Linked DNA regions of Homo sapiens: region 1 is linked to region 2. A link is an interaction called in ENCODE POLR2A ChIA-PET data of the cell type or tissue named here. Cell type or tissue: B cell. All regions are shown on one strand. Each heading gives the region's core, and the rest is flanking DNA. Links, peaks and the distances in the headings are about the cores only. Region 1 overlaps TAGAP-AS1 (TAGAP antisense RNA 1). Region 2 holds the start of LOC124901449.

The links. ChIA-PET counts read pairs that join two places held together with the same protein. Peaks named below come from ENCODE experiments on the same cell type or tissue, not always from the same donor. Only the 100,000 strongest peaks of a DNase experiment are listed, where the experiment ranks them.
Region 1: POLR2A ChIA-PET joins it to region 2 with 15 read pairs; 20 of 35 experiments call an interaction of 5 or more read pairs at or near these places.

The regions. Positions count from the first base shown.
Region 1 is chr6:159,005,634-159,013,058 of GRCh38, forward strand. The region is part of intron 1 of TAGAP-AS1 (TAGAP antisense RNA 1); the gene reads left to right. Among named protein-coding and RNA genes, the nearest start is that of RSPH3, 9.1 kb to the left of the region's middle. RefSeq lists an enhancer at 3,474-3,763. In B cell, for the core only: CTCF peaks have their summits at 3,152 (motif pointing right) and 3,353; DNase peaks (open chromatin) are centred at 3,128 and 3,548; H3K4me3 peaks cover 591 bases.
Region 2 is chr6:159,103,131-159,110,555 of GRCh38, forward strand. It overlaps LOC112267968, which reads right to left. Exons shown (of 5, transcript XM_047419645.1): 2 at 2,092-2,174. It overlaps LOC124901449, which reads left to right and starts at 3,882. Exons shown (of 5, transcript XR_007059837.1): 1 at 3,882-4,518; 2 at 4,619-5,023; 3 at 6,185-7,095. RefSeq lists a silencer at 4,650-4,719. In B cell, for the core only: CTCF peaks have their summits at 1,175 (motif pointing left) and 1,376; DNase peaks (open chromatin) are centred at 1,161, 1,941, 3,801 and 4,621; H3K4me3 peaks cover 3,759 bases; H3K27ac peaks cover 5,000 bases.

The DNA.
Region 1 (7,425 bases), core at 1,233-6,232, 97 kb before region 2:
TTTGACCTCATCATTCTGACCTCATGTAGTCTAAATTAAATCGTCTATGGAACCAAACAATAATCGAACAGAATGTGATCCTTGATCATGCTTGCTCCATAACCCACTGCCTAATGAGTTCAAGTTTCTTAAACTATGCTATAAGCCTGCCACTACCCGGTTACTGCGTATTTTTCGAATTTCACATCTCACTGATTTCTGTCTTGTACTTTTTTTCTCAGCAGAGCTGAGCGCTTGCAGTCCCACTGCATGAACTATCATGTTTCCACGCTGTGTTTGTGCTTTATGATTTTTCCTTGTCTCTTTTCCTGGATTTTTTTTCTACTCCTCTTTTAAACCTCAGCTCCTGTTGCTTTCTCCAGGAAGGCATTTCTTTTTTTTTTTGAGACAGAGTTTCACTTCTTGTTGCCCAGGCTGGAGTGCAATGGTGCTATCTCGGCTCACTGCAACCTCTGCCTCCCAGGTTCAAGCGATTCTCCTGTCTCAGCCTCCCAAGTAGCTGGGATTACGGGCATGCACCACCACACCTGGCTAATTTTATATTTTTAGTAGAGACAGGATTTCTCCATGTTGGTCAGGCTGATCTTGAACTCCCGACCTCAGGTGATCCACCCGCCTCGGCCTCCCAAAGTGCTGGGATTACAGGCGTGAGCCACAGCACCCGGCCAGGAGGCCATTTCTGATGCCTCTAACTTGGGTTCATATAGTTTGCAGCCACAACGCCATCTTTTACTTGCCACATGGCTTTTATAATGATTTGCTAACATGTTTGCTTCCACTAGGCCATGACTTCCTTGAGGGTAGGGATCATGTTCCATTTGTATTTGTAGTCCTACCATATTACTTAATGTTTGGTTATAATAGTTTTTTGAATGAGTGAATAGCAGGGGTATACAATTTATCCAAGAAAAGAAGCAGCAGCATATTTTCCATTTAAGTGTGCAAAAAGTGAGTGAAAGGCTATGGTTTCAGAAATGTTTTTAAGTGTAGGTAAATGTATTAGTCTGTTATCACATTGCTATAAAGAAATACCAGAGGCTGAGTAATTTATAAAGAAAAGCTGTTTAATTGGCTTATGGTTCTGCGGGCTGTACAGCAAGTGTGGCGGCATCTGTTTCTGGAGAGGCCTCAGGAAGCTCCCAGTCATAGTGGAAGGCAAAGGAGAAGTGAGGTGTCTTACATGGCAGGAGCAGGAGCAAGAGGGAGAAGGGGAGGTGCTCCATGCCTTTGAACAATCAGATCTTGGCCGGGCGCAGTGGCTCACACCTGTAATCCCAGCACTTTGGGAGGCCGAGGCGGGAAGATCCCCTGAGGTCAGGAGTTCGAAACCAGCCTGGCCAACATGGTGAAACCCTGTCTCTACTAAAAATACAAAAATTAGCCGGGCATGGTGGTGTGTGCCTGTAATCCCAGGTATTTGGGAGGCTGAAGCAGGAGAATCACTTGAACCTGGGAGGCAGAGGTTGCAGTGAACCGAGATCATACCACTGCACTCCAGCCTGGGCGACAGAGTGAGGCTCTGCTTCAAAGAAAACAAAACAAAACAAAATTAAAAACCCAGATCTCGCAAGAACTCATTCACTATCCTGAGGACAGTATCAAGTAGATGGCAGTAAACCATTCATGAAAAACACCTCCATGATCCAATCACCTCCCACCAGGCCCACATCCAACATTGGGAATTATACTTTGGCATGAGATTTGGGTGGGGACACAGATCCAAACCACATCAGTAAGAGAATGCAAGGGAGAACTTAATATAGTTCATTATTTGACAGACACTAAGCACCTTCCCTGTACTGAGCAGTATTATAAGAGCTTCGGATAGATGAAGCTTTTGTCCTACTGTAGGGAAGTAGATAATAGGCAAATAAATCAAAAAAGAAAAAAAGAAAATTTCATGAAATGATAAAAGCTTTGGTGAAAACAAAACAAAAACTTTGTGGTGGTGTTGGGGGGCATGAGTAGCTGCCTTCAGTTAAGTAGCAGAAAAGGCCTGAGAAGGTAACATCTAACTAGAGACCTTGTGACATAAGAAGCAGCGAACCACATGAAGTTCTGGGGGAGCCGCCCAGACAGAGGGCGGTGGCTAGTGCACTGTTCCTAAGGAAGGAACAAGCTTGTATGTTTAAGGAGCAAAAGGAAGGCCAGTGTGGCTAGAACATGGAATGACGGGGAAGAGTGGTTAGACGTGAGCTTTTAGAGCATTTTGAGGAAGCTGGGGGCAAATTGGAGGGCTTTGTAGAATGGAGGAGGAGTTGGGATTATGGGGAGCCATTCAAGGGTTTTAAGAAAGGATATCATCTGAGTTATATTTTAAAAAGATCACTGATTGCTATGTGAAGAATGGATTGTAAGAGGTGAAGATTAAGTTGCTAGTTAGGAAGGTGCTGAGTAGGTTAATGAGAGGCTCTGGCTTGAATTAGGGTGATAGTAGGGAAAATGGAGAGAAGAGGTACATTTGGGAGCTTTCAGAGAACGAACTAAGTCCCTTTATTCCTCTACTCCTCACTGCCACTTACTAATAGTAAGTAGTGGAGGACTACAGAATGACTGCTAAGATTTTGGCTTTACTAAACTGACAGGATGATCATGTTATTTATGCGATGCAGTCAATTGTTGGAAAGAGTAGGAGACCAAGAGTTTTGTTTTGGACAGATGCTATTGGACATCCAAATACATACGTCACATTGGCAGGTTAGAGATGCGAATCTGAAGTTCAGTGGAACTAGAGATATAAATTTGGTACTCATGAGCACTTAGATGGCTTTAAAACATTTTAAAGGAGAAGGGAAACTGATTTTGCCAAATCCAAGGGTTTTAGGAACAGTGTGTTCAACCTGGTCAGATACCACTGAGAGGTTGAGAAAGGTGAGACTTGAGAAGTAATCATTGAGTTTGCCAACCTGGAAGTCATCTGTAAACTTGACAGTCACACAGATTCTGTGAAGAGGAGGGGACTGAAGCCCATGTAGAGTGATTGAAGAGAGAATCTAGTTACAGAGGCAGAGTTGCAACCCTAGGTTATTCTTTCCAAAAGTTTTGCTCTTGTCTTCTTAGTGAAGTGCACGAAGCCTTTGGACATCTCTGCAAATGGGTAGCAGTAGAACATGAATTAATAAGCTTTTGCCACAAGGTGTCACTAATTCTTCATTAGCTTCTAGTAAGCGAAATAATTGCAGCCCAGGTATACCTTGTATTAGGGAAATATTATTTTTAAAAATCATATTTACAAAGTAGGCCAACTTGGCCCGGCGCGGTGACTTATGCCTGTAATCCTAGCACTTTGGGAGGCTGAGGCAGGCAGATCACCTGAGGTCAGGAGTTCAAGACCAGCCTGGCCAACATGGTGAAACACCATCTCTACAAAAGTACAAAAATTAGACAGACATGGTGGCAGGCACCTGTAATCCCAGCTATTCGGGAGGCTGAGGCGGTAGAATTCCTTGAACCCAGGAGGCAGAGGTTGCAGTGAGCTAAGATTGCGCCATTGCACTCCAGCCTGGGTGACAGACAGAAAGAGACCCAGTCTCAAAACAAAAACAAAAACAAAAGCGAAACAAAGTAGCTAACTAGAAGGCAGTTACTTACATGGTGGAGAGGTTTCCTTTCAAAAGACAGTCTCTAGTATGTTTAACAAATGTGCATGGCCGTCAAGTGGTGCGTGGAGCACTGGGCTAGCAATCAGAAGACCAGAGTTCTGGGTGTAGAGTATTGGATTTGGAGTCAGAAGCTTCGAGTTCATCTCCTGTTTTGTTCTCACTAGCTATGTGACCTCATGCAAAATTTAAATTATTCTTTGTCTTATTTTGTTGTTGTTATTTTAAAACGATAGATAGTAAATGCTGTTCTGGCCATCTCAAGCAATTATTTTTGCATACCAAAAGAGATAATGTGTGTAACAATTTAGAAAATTATGAAGTGCTATGTAAATATAAGATTTAAAAAATTTTATAAAAATTATTTATACCGAACTTTACAGCAATATAGGTATTATGTAAAGCAGTTGTATTAGTGAGAACCCCCGGTTGCATAAGGGAGAAATCCAATTTGAATTTGCTTGGCAGAAGGGCATGTTTTGAAGTTTATGGGGTGGTTCCTGTGCCTTCAGGGATGGCAGCATTGTGGGTGGGCTTTAGGCATTGCTGGAATCAGAGATTGGAATGACGGCAGCATGTGTACCCTTCATTCCCCTTTGCTTCTGTCTGGTGCCTTTATTCTCTTTGGCCCAAACTTACCTCCCCTACCTTGTGGGGGAACATTTTGATATTGTGATTGTAGGGCACCTGCATGACAACATCCTATAGCTTGAGAAGGTGAGAAGCTGGGGCTGGAGAAGTAGACGTAGAATTACCTTGATTTTGATGAAGAGAATAAGAATTTTGAATTTATGAGTGCCATTGTCAGTTAATGCTGACCTTCCAGTTTTGAAAAATAAAACTCACATGCTCTGAAACAGTTTAATATCCTTGAGTCTGCATGTCTTTGCCTGCCTGCCCGTCCGCCCGCCCGCCTGCCTGCCTGCCTGCCTGCCTGCCTTCCTTCCTTCCTTCCTTCCTTCCTTCCTTCCTTCCTTCCCTCCTTCCTTCCTTCCTTCCTTCCCTCCTTCCTTCCTTCCTTCCCTCCCTCTCGCTCTCTCTTTCTTTCTTTTCTTTCTTTCTTTTCTCTCTCTTTCTTTTTCCCTTCCCTTCCCTTCTTCTTCCCTTCCCTTCCTGACAGGGTCTCACTCTGTCACCCAGGCTGGAGTGTAGTGATGCAAAATCATGACTCACTGCAGTCTTAACCTCCTGGGATCAAGCCATCCACTGGCCTCAGCCTCCAGAATAGCTGATACTACAGGTAGTTGCCACTATGCCCAGCTAATTTTTCTATTTTAATTTTTTTTCCAGTTTTAAATAGTTTAAAAATTAGCCAGGCATGGTGGCGGGTGCCTGTAGTCCTAGCTACTCAGGAGGCTGAGGCAGGAGAATGGCGTGCACCCGGGAGGCAGAGCTTGCAGTGAGCTCAGATCTCGCCATTGCACTCCAGCCTGGGCGACAGAGCGAGACTCTGTCTCAAAAAAAAAAAAAAAAAAAAAGTTTATTCAAGAAAAAGCTGGGAGTGGCCCATTCAGGAGGAAAAGACTCCAGAGAAACAGGGTCAGTGCTCCAAACGTCAAAGGTAAGTTCTTAATTATAGAGGCAGAAAACAAAGACATTAACAGGATTACAAAATTTTTTATACAAGGCTGGTTTAAGATGAAACTCTAATATATAGGACATAAATAAGACTTCTAAAGTGTGTTCTAAGAACACCTGCCAAAATTATCAAAATTCTGTCATTGTTCCTGGGATTCATTTAAAATGACAGGGCTGGGGACTCCTGGTTTAAAGTGGCATTGACTGAAGTTGGAATTTCTTCCAATTCTAACTAAATACCCATGGCAGTAGGACAGGGCATGTCCCATTTCTGTCTAGAGGAGCACAGTAGCTGGAAATGGGAGGGAGCTGGGAGCTGGACATTGCAGTCTGTTTTTTAGCTTGAAGAGGAGATTGACAGGCACCCAGGTAGATAGAAAGTGAGGCCGAGGACAATATGATGTGTGTCTGTTGGTGGGCACCAGGTCTGGATCTGTTCTATTCATTGGAGGAGGAGGTGAGGAGAAACATAAAATCTGCGAAAAAATGCTGTCAAGTAGGAGGAAGGGAACACACATTTGAATAATCAGAGGAAGACAGAGCTCTAAAAATGAAACTCATTGGTATCCCTAAAGATGCTGTTTGGTACCACCTTTGAATAAAGCCATGCAGAGAATTCTTAAGATGCAAAAAGACGGATGTGATTGAAAAAGACTGATATTATAGGCAAAAATATTTTTTAATGCTTACCACATGCCAGCAATGGCGCTCGGGGCTGAGGATATAATGATGAATAAAATTGCCATGATTCTTGTCCTCTCAGAATCTAGTGAGGTACCAGACAAGGGAACTGGCATTTCCAATTCAGTGTGAAATGTGTGATAATAGGGTTGGCAGGGCACAATAGAAGCACGAGGACTCCGAGCCATCCTTGGCGGTCGTGGCAAGCTTCCTACATGAAAGCTGGAGCTCAGAGCATATGAAGATGTAGGAGTTTGCCAAATGAAATGACATGGTGGTGGAGAGTGTTTATGACCAAAGAATGCCGTGTGTGAAGCCCTAGAGGTGAGAAAAAACCCAAGATGTTGTCCAGGCCCAGTGGCTCATGCCTGTAATCCCAGCACTTTGGGAGGCCAAGGCAGGAGAATTGCTTGAGCCCAGAAGTTTGAGACCAGACTGGGCAACATGGTGAAACCCCATCTTTACAAAAAAATACAAAAATTTGCTGAGTGTGGTGACACGCAGCTGTAGTCCCAGCTGCTTGGGAGGCTGAGGCCAGAGGATCGATTGAACCTGGGAGGTAGAGGCTGCAGTGTGCTGTGATTATGTCGCTGCACTCCAGCCTGGGTAACAGAGGGAGACCCTGCCTCCAAAAGCAAATACAAAAACAAAACCCTAGAATGTTGAGGAATTGAGAGAAGTTCAATGTGTCTGAATCAGAGTATGAGGCAGGGAATATCAAGAGATAAGTGATTAAAAAGCAATTAAAGATGAATAATAGCATTCACATCCACATAGAGAGAATGCTGTTGAATGTCAAATGAGGGATGTGAAGAACCACCTAACGTATGTTGCCAGAATGCAGAGAAAAGGATTAAAAATATTGGCCGAGTGTGGGAGATGAGAGCTATCTAGGGGAGGGAAGAATGAGTCAACGCAAGAATCTTAGGTATTCCTATGGGAAAATAGAAGCAACAACCAAAGACCTAATTAAACAAGTGTTTCTTGTGCTGAAAAGAACTTGAAGATGAAGATCAAAAGAATCCACCACAGGGCTGGGCGCAGGGGCTCATGCCTGTAATCCTAACACTTTGGGAGGCTGAGGCAGGCAGATTGCTTGAGGTCAGGAGTTTGAGACCAGCCTGGCCAACGTGGAGAAACCCTGTCTCTACTAAAAATACAAAAATTAGCTAGGTGTGGTGGCGTGTGCCTGTAATCCCAGCTGCATGAGAGGCTGAGGCAGGAGAGAATTGCTCGAACCCAGGAGGTGGAGGTTGCAGTGAGCCGAGATTGCACCACTGCACTCCAGCCTGGGTAACAGAGCGAGGCTCCATCTCAAAAAAAAAAAAAAAAAAAAAAAAAGAATCCACTGCATTCCAAGAAAAAAGAATGACAACATTTTCACATTACAAAGATATAAGAAATAGACCATATGAGCATTCAGATAGAAAAAAGTAAGTTTCCTATGCAGGAACAAAAATCTCTCTGGCCATAGGCTTTTTTTTAAAATTTTTTAATTTTTTTATTTTTTGCAACACCCAAGATCAGAAGACAATGAAACCACACGTAGTAGAGTTTTCAGGGGGAA
Region 2 (7,425 bases), core at 861-5,860:
AGCACTGGAGAGACCTGGGCCCTAACACGGGGGAAAAGTTCAGAAATTCATCGACGGGAGCGGAAGTTAGACACATTTTAATTTCACGTGCTGTCTTGAATACTGTGTACCACGGCAGCGTCTTTACTCGAGACTCAAAATCATTTGACTCTTCTACAAACTGGATTCCCATTCAAGATTTTCTCATTCTCCTCTACTGTGGATATTAGCTTGGAATAGATCATTAGCGTCCATATAGAATTTGAAATCTTTATTTGAAGTTATAACCGCTAAAAATGATTGTTAAAATCATGGTGTGTAGATTCAGATATGAGGTTCCCAGATAGCAAATTTAAGCCTTCTCTAACCACACCCCTTAAAGGGCCTCTGCGGACACCTCCACCCCCTTGTGAGACCCAGGAGTCTCTTCCAGAGTGCAGTAGCAGAGGAGTGGCTTCCCCGGGGAACAAATACTGCGTGGTGCACCGTGGTCCCGACCAGACACGCTGGCCCTCCTGGAGGCCTCAGGCATTACTTAGACCTTCAGCCAAGTCTCTCTTCTGTTTGGAGAGCTTGGGAAAGCAGTTTTCATCTCCTAATGGAAAATGAAAATCTGTCATCACCTTTCACATCATCAGCCTCCTGGAGCCCCCTAGTCCGTCTGACTGCAGTTATGTCCCAGATAATGAGGCTTCAAGCAAGCCCCCTAAGTGCACAGCGCTGCAGGCTCAGCCCTCTCTGCACTCCTCTTTCTTCCCCGCCTTCCTCTCTTCTGGATCTGGATCCCCCCACACCTGCTCAGTCACCAACAGCAACCTGCCGGGTATCAGCTACCCCACTCTGGGGTGGCGGTGGCTCGGGTGAGGACAGGGCTGTGCCTGCAAATGGCCCCCTCGGGCCTTTCTCCCTGTCCCATCGCTCCCTGCTTCTTTCACAAAAGTCAACATCACAGCCTGTAACCCAAAGGCTGATAGGATGTGCGGATAACAGCTATATAACCTTAATTCTCAAACGATGGGAGACAGCCAGGGAATTTCGTGTCAGCTATCCACTGCTGTGGCTCCGTGGAAATGCTTCCAGCACAAACAACCTGTGTACACTGCAGAACCTTTCACTCAGGAGGGAGGTCTGAGCACGGCTAGTTTTTGCTGCCTCGGAAGGGGTCAGGGCTCCCTCTGCAGGGAGCCCGTGGTTCTGCCGCAGCAGCGGAGCCTCCAGCGCCAGTCGGTGACCCTCCTGCCCATGCCTGGGAGGATGTGAGCTCTGGTGCCCCAGGCAGCCTGGAATTGTGCCCTGGGAGTGGGGCTGGGGCAAGGGAGAGGCTGCAGTGTCATTACAGGGATGTCCTCCTTTCCTGGAGGTCACTTTGGGCTTGACCACGGGCTGTCCACTGCCTGGCGTGGTCTCTGATTTGCTGCTCTCTGCGGACCCTTGGTTGTGCTCTTTCGGGCTTATCTAACCTTACTCATGCAAAGACCCGAAGCTCTGGCATTCCCCATATCTGACCTGGGATCCCTAGTCTTTCTCATTATCTGTGCTACCCCCTCCCAGAGTGTCCCGGGGAGAATCACCGCATCCACTTCCTGAGGTGGGTTTGATGAATGATGCAATGTGGCTATGGTGAGGGCGTCTGGCCTGTGGCAAATGCCCAGTAACTGGCTCAAGCTTTTGTTCTGCCTGGTCCCGCCTGGCTGGGAGCCTTAGGGAGGGATATTAATGCTTATCCAGTTTGGGCCAATTCAGTAAAGAAAACTTTAAACTTAAACAACCCTCTTAGATGGACTGCATTTTACTTTTGTGAATTGGGTTTTTTTTTTCCCCTGCTCTTTGGTTGTTTTTGGAGTATAATAACATGATGCCAAAAATACCTTGGTGATTCGTGAACAACCTGATGTTTTGCCCCTGGGCTGCCACGTGTCTGAGGACAAGCTGGGTGCTGCTTACACCTGCATAGTTCCTCCGGGCAGCAGGCTCACACTCTGCTGCTGTCATGTAAAGCACCCTAGAGATGAGATCAGCCAGGCAGGCTGAGGTTAGGCCTCTGTTCATGGAGAGGCTCAGTGCCTTCATGGGCTCCCTGGCAGCGGTTCAGTGTGGTGGGTTTTCACCTACCTGGTGTGTGGCCGTGCCTTGCCTAAAATCTTGTCCAGTCCAGCAGCTGGCACTGAGGAGCAGCTCTGAGCCAGGTTCCTGAGCTGTGGGAACAAACAAAGCAGGGCTGATCATTGTCTTGCTTGGTAGGAAACGGCAGCTGCACTTAAGGCACTCATGTAAAAAGTGTGTTCCTAAACAAAATGGAGAAAACCAAATTGTCTCCTTGTTATCCTCTGCTCTGCTGCACTGCCTGGAAGGGACTTACACCTAAATTCGGAATAAATACATTTATCAACGAGGTCCCAACTCTCGGACCATTGGTGAATGGCCAGGGATGCCTGATTAGATGATAACATAAGACAGTTCCGGCAGAAAGGGGCGGGCTGTGGACCCTTCTGAAGCTCCAGTGGTTGAACTACTGGATTCAACTTAAAACATCAGTCCATTTTTGCATTAAGTGAAAGCAGTAGTTGTGCAAATCATTGTACTCACACTGGCCGAGGAAGCACCAGGGACCGAAAAGGACAGGGTGGAAATCTCCCTCCCCAGCCCTCTCTTAGCCTGCTTGGTGTGATCAGGACTCTTGATTTCTGGGTCTCCAATGCAGTGACTCTAACTCTGAACATTGGCTGTGTTTCCAGCCCCTTTCATGTGTGGCTATTTGACAACCAGTAAGCAACACTTTGACTTCATTTCTGCAAAATAAAGATCACCATTGTTTTCTCGACTGTGTCCAGCTGTGTTTATTTTAAAGTACCTTGTTTTCCATTTTATTGAGAATGGCTACAGAACTCTGCCATATGCTCTGCATTAATGAGAGGGCATCTGTTCCATCCCATCGTGCTTGGTCAACATCTCACACACTCTGTTTACTCCTACTTTATAAGCAATAAGGAATCTCCAACAGATAATGGAAGAGTTGCTTCTTTCCAGACTGGAGGTGGCTTCGTGCAGAAGTGGAGAAGTGAGCACCCTCCCTGGCCCCTGTGAATCAGGTCTTCCTGGCCTGGGCTCATTGGATTTTAGTCTCATGTTAAAAGGACCCAATTCCTGCCAGGTGTGGCATTAGATTTCACTGAGAGTAGAAATCCCTAAACATCGAACCCCCTGATAATCAAATGCAAAAACTCATTCCAAAGACAAACAGAAATCATATTCATTGTCAAAAATCACATGGACCTTCCAGGATAGGAAAGAACAAGGAAGATGGTCAGGTTTTACCCCTCAGATGATCTTATAGGGTAAATGAGGAGTCAGAATACATATGAATACAAAGAGATGAACTGCAAAATCAGGCTGCAAATGATCAAGCTGTGGTGAATCAGGTAGACCAGAAAGGTCCTCTGAAGAAGCCGTGCTGGTGGGCTGGGCCAGGTCTCTCTCCAGCACGGTGCGCCCAGACCAGGTCCAGGACAAAGCTGGATGATTGAACTAGAGAAAAAAAAAAAAGACAACCAGGTGTGGCTTTTTGAGTGAAGAATGAGCCTCTTCTGTCTAAGATGCCCCATCTGTGTCCTAGCTAATGCCTAGCACCACCCTTATAAGGCAGGAGAATAGGGAATTAGGGTAACCAAGGGTTAAGGCATAAGCAAAGGAACAGCAGGTGCAGCCAGTTCTAGGCAAGATTAGGCAGCATACAGGCCACAACCTCACTCCTGTGATAACAAAACGGAAGTTTCCACTTCAGCCTCTGATTGGTTGGGGGCCCATCCATCATAGCGGGTAACCAATTGGAGGCCTCTAAAGGGAATCTAGGGGTGTTACCAAATTATTTCAGCTTAACAAAAACCCCAAAGAACATTCTAAATGGGGCTCTTGAGCTGCTTCGTTGATCGAGCCAACTCTCACTCTATAGAGTGTACTTTCACTTCAATAAACCTGCACTTTCGTTGCTTCCTTCCTTTGTTGCTTTGTGCATTTTATTAAATCCTTTGTCCAACACGCCAAGAACCTGGACAACTCACAGTCACGACTTCCTATCTGGTAACACTCATTCCTTTGCAAAATGTTTCTTGATCTCTGTTAAAAGGCAAGTACATGGTAAGGTGCTCTTATTCATGTACTCCTCCAGGTGAATGATTTGATGTCTTCCCTTCCTAAAACCAGGTTTTTATGGGAGAGGAAGAAGTGGGGAGTATGAAGACCCCAGGAAAAGAGTTTTTAAAGAGGAGGAGATCCAATTTCACACCTTTGAGTAGTCCAGCTCTGGAATCCAGTACAGGATTTTTGGAAGATTCACCAAGATCCATCTTTCCTTTTCCTGCTATTCTTTCCAAATAGGTAAAGAAGTAGCTGAGGGAAACGCAGCTTTGTGAGGGAAGCCTGGAGCGTGAGAAATCTGCTCACACTGGATTCTGCCTCGGGCTCGACAGAATGTCACAGCAGACCCGCGATGTGACAGGCTCACTGGTGTACACACGGCTGTGTCGGCCATGGCCCTGTCAGGTGGGTCAGGAAGGAAAGGCCCCCCAGTTCATACTTCTGAGTCATCGGTCAGATAGGAATCACGTTCTTTTTTTTTTTTTTTTTTTTTTCACTCACACAGCTACCCTGAAGCTTCAGATCTACTTCCTGGCTCAGACCACCTGCAACACACTGGTTTGGCATCTAGCGGGTTGTGCTTGCAGAACAGCAGGCTGGCTCCGTGCACCTGCTCAGTGGGGCTGGGCTTTAGCAACCTGCATTGAGGCTGCTCTTCTTAACTTTTCTCTAACTTGCTTCATGAAAGTTAATTCTGCTGGGACCCCACGAGGCAGCGGAGAGCCCACTCTGCCCATGATTGGTGCCCTGGGCTGGCACGCAGAGTTTAATGGAGGAGCCCGGGAGAGAGGGATGCCTGAGAACCAGGGATGTGGGCTGGAGCAGTGCCACCTCCTCTAACTCACCCGCAAGCCCAGCCAACCGGCTAAACCTTCCCCACAGAGCCTCAGTCTCCTTATCTGTAAAATGGGTATGCCTTGTGTTTTCCCCTGCGTTTCCTTGCTCCCCTTGGGAATATGACAGTAGTTGAAGTCAGCTTTCTAAGCCTTGTCTTTTATGAAATGTAATGCTTTATTTTCTCGTGAAAAGAAATGAAGCTATCAGAGACCAGGCGGGAGATTTTTTTGAGCGTAGAGTGAAGAGTTGCTCTTCCTTTCCTGCCCTCAAAATGTTCCTACAACCTTGCTCTTTAATGGGAAGTATTTTTTTTTTCAGACATAGTATTAGAGTGATTCTGTATATCTAACACCTTCATCAAACCCTCTGAGAAACTGGGAACTTAGTGACTTGTGCCTGGTTCAGCTGTTTTCTCCAATGGATAATGTGTGCCTAAGGACAGGGACCACATTCTCTTACTCAGTTTTCTATCCCCAGAGCCCACCTAGAACAGAGCGGGGTGCTTTGTAAGTGTGTGCGAAGTTTCTGTTGAATGAACAAATTAGATGATGTCATGTTCCAGGAGGGCGGGAGCTGCATCTGCTCTGCTCTCCCTTTCTCTCCCAGCCCACGGCTGACCGGAGTCGGTGGCTGATAATGTGACTTCTAATGAGTTCATTCACCAAATACTAAATAAGCAAAATTACAAGTGATTTTCTTATTTTGAGACAGGGTCTCCTTCTGTCTCCTAGGCTGGAGTGCAGTGGCGCAATCAAGGCTCACTGCAGCCTCGACCTCCCTGGCTCAAGCGATCCTCCTGTCTCTGCCTCTGGAGTAGTTGGGAGTACAGGCACACGCTAACATGCCAGGCTAATTTTTTTTTTTTTAAATAAATGGAGTTTTGCCATGTTTCCCAGGCTGATTTTGAACTCCTAGGCTCAAGCGATCTGCCCACCTTGGCCTCCCTAAGTGCTAGGATTACCAGTGTCAGCCACTGCGCCCAGCCCACAAGTGAAAATTTTAAACTATATTTTGTTAGAGAGAGAAGAGGGAACCCGAGGCCTGGATAACATGCAAGATCTTCATAAGACTTCATAGCAACAGCATTCACTTGTCATATTTTGATGATCAAATTGGAGAAAATACCTCTTAAATTCAAACCTAGGGGCAAGGTAACATTTCAAATAGGATTTTTTTTTCCCTCTGTCTATAGTGGATATTTAAAATTTTTCCATTCATTCTTGCACACCTACAGATTACCTGGCACTTGTCCAGTCTTTCTGCAGTCAACATCGCCCAGATTCCATGCAGAACCCTTTGCAGACTCCTGAGGAGGTACAGACAAGGAGTGTCCCTGTCCTCATGGTGCTACATGAAAAGGTACAGACAAGGAGTGTCCCTGTCCTCATGGTGCTACATGAAAAGGCAAGTGACCCAACAGGCAGCATTGGAGAAAGTGCCTAACTGTGGAAAGGCCAGTGGGAGAGGCTCGGTGGAGGAGGAACTTGCTGGACTAGAGAGGTCAGGGAAAGCTTCTTGGAGGAAGTGAGGTATGAGCTGGAAGTAGAAATACCAGGAAGCCCAGGGCAGGCTTGGGAATGGGCCAGGCATGCTCAGGTCCCAGGGCATAGAGTAACAATCTGGCTGGAAGAAGGAATGGAGGAACAAGCTGATAGGAGGGTGATTTCATGTGGACTGGACCCCATGTTCAGGAGGTGACCACATAAGCCAGGATGGGTGGATAGAGTTAGCTAATCCTGGAAGAAATCATGGAATAAAATTAAATATATGCATTGCTGGCTACAGATCCAGTTCCTCCTTCCCGGGTCTCTGTGTCCACCCTTCTTGGGGGCCATCCCACACCTCCCTGCTACTGCCACAACCTTTGCCCTTTCTAAGCAGGTGCTGGGTAGAGAAAGAGGTACAGTGGAACTTGCCAAATGTCCTCGCCGTGCAACCTCTTGCAGAGGGCCATGTGTGATCTTCAGATCCCAAGATTTTCTTGATATTTATAAAAGCACCTTTGCCTCCATTCCCAAACTGAATTCTCCATCCCTGGGCTCCATCTTGAAGGGAAATGATCACAGCTGTGGCGATTGTGTGTCTCCTACTGGTGAGAGCTGGTAACTACAGCATCTAATTGGCCGTTTTCCAGACCTCTGCAGGGTAAGAGCCTGTGGGGAGCTGGTGTTGAGGTGGAATTCCAGCTAATATTTACTGGGTGTTTCCTACATGCTAGGCACTTTCCTACAGACTTACAAAGGCTAACTCATTTTCTCCTCATAGCAATCCTATGAGGTCAGTACTGTTGTTGTCCTTTTTTAATCCATGAGGAAACTGAAACACGGAGAGGCTAAAAATGTGCCTAAGATTCCCAGGATCAGGGAAGGCAATACACATGTTTGTTGTTGCAAACAAAATTGTGAGAAGGACCAGCTTTAGGGAAAGGCAGAGTGTGCCTGCTGTCACAGCACTGACTTTTAGCATTCGACTGCC